Regions from separate parts of the Homo sapiens genome. Here region 2 is linked to region 1. Evidence: chromatin contacts called from ENCODE Hi-C or POLR2A ChIA-PET data. All regions are on one chromosome and are shown on one strand. Each heading gives the region's core, a stretch centred on a gene start or an enhancer-like site at or near the end of the contact. The rest is flanking DNA. Distances are from core to core; before and after follow the strand shown.

The links. A loop is a pair of places that touch in the nucleus more often than their neighbours do. ChIA-PET counts read pairs that join two places held with the same protein, here RNA polymerase II (POLR2A). Pooled maps may share reads with other maps.
Region 2: a loop to region 1 is called in a map of CD8-positive, alpha-beta T cell, with 11 times the contacts of the local background. The contact joins the promoter of CEBPG here to the promoter of ZNF507 in region 1. A Hi-C loop is called at or near these places in 3 of 168 maps with a recorded cell type or tissue (CD8-positive, alpha-beta T cell and naive thymus-derived CD4-positive, alpha-beta T cell), 4 of 37 single-sample maps with no recorded cell type and 15 of 50 pooled maps. POLR2A ChIA-PET finds 5 or more read pairs at or near these places in 1 of 52 experiments (GM12878).

What each region holds. Positions count from the first base shown.
Region 1 is chr19:32,343,038-32,347,407 of GRCh38, reverse strand. It overlaps ZNF507 (zinc finger protein 507), which reads right to left and starts at 1,798. Exons shown (of 7, transcript NM_001136156.2): 1 at 1,625-1,798; 2 at 70-163. RefSeq lists silencers at 1,625-1,814, 1,845-1,974.
Region 2 is chr19:33,371,316-33,375,685 of GRCh38, reverse strand. It overlaps CEBPG (CCAAT enhancer binding protein gamma), which reads right to left and starts at 1,977. Exons shown (of 2, transcript NM_001806.4): 1 at 1,791-1,977. RefSeq lists a silencer at 1,381-2,190.

The sequences.
Region 1 (4,370 bases), core at 549-3,048:
GGACAGGCTAGGTGGGTGTTATACAGTCTTATAAATAAGGAAACACTCAGTGTGGTTTAAGTGACTTACCCAAGGTTACATGGCTGTTAAGTGGCAGAGCCAGTGTCTTTCAAATCAATTCCTGAAATTAATACAGTCCCTTGGATCAATCTTCAAAATCCAGCTGTGGCCAAGAACGAAAGTATATAGTATCAAAACATTTCTCTTTCTTGGTGAAACAAAGTAATGATTTTTTTTTTGGCAGTGAAAAATTTCTCAATATTCCATGTAAAAAGAAATTCAGAGGAATGTTCATGCAACCCTATTACGTAATGCAAATTTAAATAATTTATCTAACAAGCCGACTTGAGGATTTTGCAGAAGTTAGGAAAAAATAGCTCTGGAAACTTCTCCCAATAATTGTGTATTTTGTTTTACCTCAGAATTTAGGTACTGGACTCAACACTATTGGTTTTACTGACAACATTTTCTAATGAGAATGGAACAATAAATTGCACATTGCTATTTTAATCTAAACTAAAAATACAATCTAACGAGTGATTCTGCAACCAAGCACAATAGGCAGAAAAACAGCATAAAAAGATATGACACAGTGGTGTGACCTATATATCTTCTAACGCAGTTTCCTACTCTGGTCCTACATTTCTTTGCCACTGTTTCTTATACTGGCTGGAATAAATCTAAAAGATAAAAAAATGCTTATTCGTTTCACCTAGAATGCAACTACCTTATCGATTACGGTTAAGTAAAATAGCTCACTGCCAGGGCAGAAAAAACATCTTTAGGGCTCCCCTGAAGTTAATTTTCAACGAGTTAGTGAGGTAAAGGAATGAAGGGCCAGGCTTTCTTTTAATCAATAATGCAACCCATACTCTGAGTGAGAGGGGAGTACTGGAGAAAGTGCAAACTCAAAGAGGTGATAAATCCAGTAATTGCCTGAGAAGAGCGATGCAGACTGATAGCAAATTACAGCCCACTGCAGAAACTTAAAAATACCGCCTTGGGGTTGGGAAAGTGGCCGCCACCTTATTAATCATCCCGGCCTTCTACACAAACCATTCATTCCGATGCCCCCAGGTCTTAAGAGGTGGGAACTTTCCCTGATGGTCTCCGTGATCTCTGGAGACATCATTCTATCTCCAGAGGATGGTAATAAATGCAGAAGACCAGGGCTGCGTTTCTGTAGTAGCTTTTTCTACACCACGCACTGGCTAAAGGACTGAGGTGATGGGTCGGGAATGAGGGAGCTTAGAAAATTAATCAAAAGATGCTGTGAGAACATCGTGGCTGGGTCCATCCCGGCTGGCCTAAGCGATCTCACATTTGCAGAAAGAAGCAACGCCTGGAGAAGGAAGCAACGCCTGCGGGCGGGCCGGGCTGGTGACAGTATGCAGGGAGCAGCAAGTTCCCCCCACCCCCAGCTGCAGGGCAAGCCCAGAGTCTCCGCAGGCCTTGCTGCACAGAAGACAGAACCGGGACACGGAACTTGGGGCTTGTGGCTAGCACCGGGCGGGGGTCGGCCGGCTGAGGAGGAAGCGAGCGCCGGCAGAGGCCTGAGGGGAGGATGCACATGGCCGGCGGCGGCGCTAACAGCGGGCGGAGGGGCGGCCCCGGGGCGCGGTACCTGCGGTCAGGCGGCGGCTGCTGCTTCCGCGAGCCTCGTTTGGCCAGCCAGGACCCGGCCGTGCCCTCGCCCTCGTCCTTGCCCACCTCTCTCCCGGCTCTTTTCCCTCTTTTCCCCCGGTTTCCCCCTCCTCATCCGGAGCTCCAAAATGGCGGCGCTGGGGACGGATCACGTGAGCCGCGGGTGGGTCAGGTGACCCGAATGGCGGGCAGCGGGGGCGGGGCGAGGCTCAGGCCCCGCCTACCGGCGTCCCGGGCCGCCGAGGCTGGACCCGCGAGAGGGAGGCTCCCCAGCCGGTTTAGCCCCTTGCAAACCCTGGCTCCCGGGCGGGGTTCGGGCCCAGTTGTCTGGCTCTCATGGCCCCTTCCAGACGTCTAGATTTAGAAGTCACCGTGTATTCACTTTGGCATCTCCCCACGTCGCCTAAATCCGCTGTGGGCTAGCCTTATCACCCCACTCACCCCGCAATTGGCTTTCAACAATGGGCATTGGGGTTTTTTTTTTTTTTTTCTTTAGCCTTGTGCTTCTGGATTTGTATTAGTTCCTTTGGTAGGACTGTACATTTCAAGGTGTTCTTGGCTAAAATATAGAGGTCCTAGCCAGATTCGCAGCTTGGCGTTAAGGGGTGCCTGTTAAGGGCCAGAGCTGGCCCTGGGGAATCTCTTTGCTTGAGAGATTCAGGATTTTCAGGGTTTGTAGGACCAGACCCAGTAACACAAGCTCAGCCCTCCGAGGGCACGATGGTGTTTGTCATTCGGATCTGTTCTATGAAAGATACTAGGGTGGTTCTCCTGCTAACAGTGAAAAACGGACTAAGTGAAGCATTCCAGCCAATTTCACCAAAAATGCTGGATAGTTTTGCCGTATTAGGAACTACGCAGCATGGTGCTTGGGTCTGGACTCCGGGTGAGCGGTGGGCATGAGCAAGGGTGTAAAACTGAAGATTCTGGCCATTGTAGTGGAATGGACTCATTTGGTGAGATACCTCTTGGGGATCTGTTCCAGATCTTTTTAGAGGCCTTTACAGCTGGCTGGGCTGTCCACGGTCCTGGGAGGAAGATCCAACAAAATTTAGAATCAGACAGGCTGATAATTCCTGTTACTGTATTTCAGAATTCAAATTCATCTGAATTTGGGGGTTAGGAAACCAGCAAAGTTAGAATTTTTATTTTTATTTTTATTTTATTTTTTTGAGTCAGAGTCTCACTCTCTCCCCAGGCTGGAGTGCAGGGGCGCAATCTCGGCTCACTGCAACCTCCACCTCCCAGGTTCAAGTGATTCTCCTGCCTCAGCCTCCCGAGTAGCTGGCACTACAGGGCGTGCCACCATGCCCAGCTAATTTTTTTGTATTTTTAGTAGAGACGGGGTTTCACCATGTTGGCCAGGATGGTCTCGATCTCTTGACATCATGATCCGCCCGCCTCAGCCTCCCAAAGTGCTGGGGTTACCGGCGTGAGCCACCGCGCCCGGCTGCAAAGTTAGAATTCTGCTATTCCACAGAATCCTTTGCCAATTAGACCAAATAGCTGTGAAAAAATAAAATGTTGAGTAATTTTTTTTTCGATAAAAGGTAAGAGATTGAGCAGGAGACTAGCATGGAAGGGTGGAAAGAAAAAACAGTGAAGAAAACCCAGAAATACGAAGTGTTGAAAGGGAGAACAAACAAGTAATATGAGAAATTCCTTGCCTTGGGCTATTGGCACAAACAATCCTAACTTATCATTATCTGAAGAGAGGCTTTTCGTTAGTCATGTCTTAAGTGTAATGTCCATGAATCTGAAAGTAGACAGACGAAATGACAGAATTATTTGATCAAGGGAGAGTGCAGAAACACAATAGAGAAAATATAATCTAGGGATAATAAAGAACTTTTAAAACAAGCGAACGAAAGTGTATCTTCGTTTGAAGTTCCTGTGGTGGTCATTACTGGTATTCACCAGCTAGTTCCCATTGTCCCTCTTCTGGCATAAGGTTAGTTTCCATTGACCCTGTGGCTCGGGGGTGTGGCCAGTACTGGTGTTGGCTAATGGATCGTGTGTGGGAGTGAGGGCATTCCCTTCATACTGGAGCATTTAATTGCCAGTGCAGTTCCCTCCAGAGTATGTTTCCCTTTGGCTTGATGACTGGCAGTGTTTCAGGTGGCGGCCATCCCGTCAGCCAGCATCTTAGAGGGACAATGATGAGCTGAGTCCCCAGCTGACCCATGGTGGTGGATATGTAGGGTGAGCAAGTCTCTGATGATTTTGGAGCTGATTTTTTGTTGTTGTTTTTTTGAGACAGAGTCTCACCCTGTCGCCACGGGTGGAGTACAATGGTGCGATTCCGGCACACTGCAACCTCCACCTGCTGGGTTCAAGCCATTCTCCTGCCTCAGCCTCCAGAGTAGCTGGGATTACAGGCACATATCACCACGCCCGGCTTGTTTTTGTATTTTTAGTAGATGGGGTTTCACCATGTCAGCCAGGCTGATCTCGAACTCCCGACCTCAGATGATCCACCCACCTTGGCCTCCCAAATTGCTGGGATTACGGGCATGAACCACCGCACCTGGCCTTTTTTTTCCTTCAATTTTAGATTAGGGAGGTCCATGTGCAGATTTGTTACATGGTATATTAGATGATGCTGAGGTATGGGCTTCCATTGATTCCCTCACCCAAATAGTGAACATTGTACCCTATAGGTAGTTTTTCAAACCTTGCCCCCCTCCCTGCCTCTCCCTTTTTGGGATCTGCAGTGTTCATTGTTC
Region 2 (4,370 bases), core at 728-3,227, 1.0 Mb before region 1:
GGGTCCATGAGGAAGGGGACGTCCCCTTTCTGGGAGTACAGAAGTGGGTCACTGGAGCATTAGAAGAACATCAACATCATCTTTCTAACCCAATCCTTTTGAAGTGATTTACAACACACAAAACAAATAGACTATTTGTAAATGAACATCCATTAGGAGGTCATGCTCATTTTTGTCTTTTTTTTACTGATAGAGCTAGAAAGCCACAAACGCAGGAGGCCAGTGTACCTATCAATATAACAACCCATGGAACCAACCCTCCCAAGAACGCACAATACAGCTGGAATCGTGGCTACCTGTATTTACCATTACTGTGACCAAGTGAGGCAATCTTAGACCACGAGACCAAATTCAGCCCCACGAGGTCCTATTTGTCTTTACCAGGGGCTCAGCACATAGTGTTTAATTTCCCAGGGATGAAACCATCTCTCCAAGATCAGACAGCCTTGCAGACAGACATGATGTGATCTTGAGAATTTAAAGGATATTCTCAATGAAGTTTTGTTTCCATCTACTTTTTTTAAAAGCAGGTATTAAAAATAACTGAACCAGCCAAGTGTGCCCACCAAAAGCAGGAATCAAGAAGCTGAAATATGCTTCAGCTCCCTTGTACCCTGTAATTATTTAGCCTTGTTTACAGCAACTTTTTCCAGAAGCAGAATCGACCTTATGAACAGCTTATCCCAAATACTACTCAAGGGCTAACAGATGACCACATCTTAAATATCAAGAGCTTCTAGGTGTAGAATGTCTTCGTAAAGCAAGCCCTTATAGGATTTTCTTTTAAAATTTTCTCTGGGAGTCACATTTCTTTGGGAGAAGTCTGCCTTAAGTGACAACCTATTCATATAAGCAGTCAATTCTGACACAACTACCAATTTTGGTGTCACCCATCAACATTGAGACCTTTCTAAATCTTATACATTTCAGGATGCCAGATTACAGTATAAACTTCAAACAAGAGGAAAACCCAACACGTAAACCTGCGGAAGAGAAGCAACACACCAGCTGCCCTGGAAAACACTCTCCTCCCCCCGCGACACATGCATTTCCATCCTTCGCATCTGGTCACCTCCGCTGGCTGTCGGCCCTGCTCCGCTCCCTCCAACTATGCCTGCGAAGTGCTTCATTTCTTCTCTATTCGACCCGTAGGTGTTGCGTGTTCTTCTAAACTACGTTCAACAGTAAAGTGCAGGACATTCCAACAGCTCCACAAAGAAGCAAAATATTATCTCTGCAAAGTCATGCATTTAAAAACCAGTTGCTTTCCCTATTTTATTGATCAGTCTTTGAACTTCTGAACAGATTTTCGATCACCGCAAGCTGAGCCCTTCTAGAAGATCAGGATTCTAAAGCTCGACTCGGTCCACCTTCTGCTATTCTGGGAACACCCTTCATCCCCAGGGGCCAATGCGAGCCTGGCGGGTCACAGCGCCCGTTTCACCGAGAGGGGGCCGGGCTCCGCAGGGGGCATTCCCCGGCCGTTCGCGCGCTCCCGGCCCGCCGCGAGGGGCGCCCCGGGCAGCGCGGGGGTCGACGGGCGGCGCCGCAGCGCTGGGCCGCGGCCAGGAATGAGCTCAGCGTCCCCGCCGGGTGTTGCCGGCAGGTTGCATCAGACGCCGCGCGGCGCCGCCGCCCGCGCCTCCAGCCTCGCGTGGCCTTCCCGGGCCAGCGGGCCGTCTGGGGCCGGGGCTGGGTTTCCCCGAGCCGGGCCCGCACCCAGTCGAGCGGCCGGCGTCGCCGCGGCCTCCTCCTCCCCGTTCTCAGGGCGCCCGCCGCAGCCTCCTTACCTGCTCCTCTAGCCCGCCTGCCCCCAGGCGGCCTCCACTCCGAGCGGCCCCGCGCGGTGCGGCCCGAGCCGACCCAGGCCTCACAGCCCGCGAGTCAGCGAGGAGGAGCGACGGTTACGAAACCGGCAGCCTCCGCCCGTTCCGCAGCCGCGGCCACCGGCTTCCCCTGCTCGCCGGGGCCGCGCGCGCCGCCGCCGCCATCCCGGCCAATGGGAGCGCCGGCCTGCCGGAGGCACCGCCTTCTCTCGCGACGGGCAGCCCAGTCGACCAATCGTGGGCAGGCTGGCGGCGGGAGGCGGGCCCACGGTGGGGGAGTGGGTTCCGCGCGGCTGGCTCGGCGGGTGTGGCGGGAGCAGGGAGCTGCTTGCTGCGGCGTCCGCGGTCCCTAGGCAGCTCGCCCGGGCTGGCGGCGGCCTAGTGCTGTGGACGACTCAAGTTCGAGTCGGAGGCTGAAAAGCCGTCACCTTGTGGAGGCCAGACGTGCCTTTGGAAGCATTTTCTGAGGTGGTTTTGTGAACCACCGGCGACTGTTTTGGTTTCGCCGCGTCCCTTGGAAGCCCCCGCGGCGTCCCTCACAGAGTTTCTGCGAACGGAACGCCCCGCAGGCGGGCGGGCTTTGTCGCCGCAAAAAGAGTGGAGGCTGACGCGGTGGCTCCCGCCTATAATCTCAGCGCCGAGGGAGGCCGAGGCGGGAGAATGGCTTGAGCCCAGGCGTTGGAGAACCAGCCTGGACAACATAGCGAGACCCCATCTCAGTTACTAATTTTTAAAAAATCGAATGAACCCAGATGTTTCACACATAGGATTAGCATTGATGTCACATGGGTGAAATCCATGTGCTGCAGGCTGTGCTTTGTTGTTAGGGTGAGATGAAGTGAATTTCTTAAAATGATTCTCTTTGGGTGCCTTCCAGGTGCATGGGTGCGAGGTGATCTCTGAAAATAAGCAGCGATCCAGTGTGACTTAAAACTCGCCAGGAGAACCCGAAAGCGTTTTTTTTTTTTTTTTTTTTGAGACGGAGTCTCGCTCTGTCGCCCAGGCTGGAGTGCAGTGGCGCAATCTCGGCTCACTGCAAGCTCCGCCTCCCGGGTTCACGCCATTCTCCTGCCTCAGCCTCCCAAGTAGCTGGGACTACAGGCGCCCGCCACTACGCCCGGCTAATTTTTTGTATTTTTTTAGTAGAGACGGGGTTTCACCGTTTTAGCCGGGATGGTCTCGATCTTCTGACCTCGTGATCCGCCCGCCTCGGCCTCCCAAAGTGCTGGGATTACAGGCGTGAGCCACCGCGCCTGGCCCCGAAAGCGTTTTAACACCAGGAAGCAGCAGCTCGCTGGGCGGAGGGCAGAACTCGCCTGATAGGTTTAATTGCTTCCTCTTTAGCAACGCGTATCGTTCAAACAATTGAGGCTTTGAAAGAGGAAATGTTTCTTCAGCGCCCATGGAACCGGCTCGCCCCGTAAGATTGTTTCGAGGAATCAGTAAGATGATAAAGCAATAAATAAAAATTAAAAGGGGTCACAACGGTGAACAATGGGCTGGGCGCGGTGGCTCAGGTCTGTAATCCCAGCACTCTGCGAGGCCGAGGCAGGCTGATCACTTCAGGTCGGGAATTAGAGACCAGCCTGGGCAACATGGAAAAACCCCATCTCTACCAAAAATACAGAAGATTAGCCGGGTGTGGTGGCGCTGTGCCTGTGGTCCCAGCTACTCTGGAGTCTGAGATGGGAGGATGGCTTGAGCCTGAGAGGCGGAGGTTGCAGTGAGCTGAGATTGAGCCACTGCACTCCAGCCTGAGCCACAGAATGAGATCCCTGTCTCCAAAAAAAAAAAAACAGGTAATAATGCTCACAGATGCACACTTAGGAGAATAAGTGTCATTGAAACAAGTGTGTTTCTTCACGTTGGCTCTCAGTATTCTCAGCTTAAATTTCTTTTCTTCTTTTTTTTTGAGACGATCTTGCTGTGTTGCCCCAGCTGGAGTGCAATGGCACTGCCACAGCTTGATCACAGCTCACTGCAGCCTCGACTTCCTGGGCTCAAGCCATCCTCCCACCTCAGCCTCCCAAGTAGGTGGGATTACAGGCATGCACCACCACACCTAGCTAATTTTTTAAAAATGTTTTGTAGAGACAAGGTCTCACCATATTGTCCACTCTGGTCTCAAACTCCTGGGCTCAAGTGATCTTTCTGTCTCGGCCTCCCAGATTGCTGGGATTAAGGGTGTGAGTAACCAAGTCCTGCCTGAACTTGCTTTGATCAAGATTTTAGTACTATTAAAATAGGATTGTGATTTATTGCTCACAAAATCATAATTTTACCCTGAATATTTCCTAATCACTTAAAAAATGTGTAAGGGGGCCAGACACAGTGGCTCACGCCTGTAATCCCAGCACTTTGGGAGGCCGAGGCAGGCGGATCACCTGAGGTCAGGAGTTTGAGACCACCCTGGCCAACATGGTGGAACCCTGTCTCTACTAAAAATATAAAAATTAGCCAGGCGTGGTGGCGGGTGCCTGTAATCCCAGCCACTCGGGAGCCTGAGGCAGAAGAATTGCTTGAACTCGGGAGGCAAATGTTGGC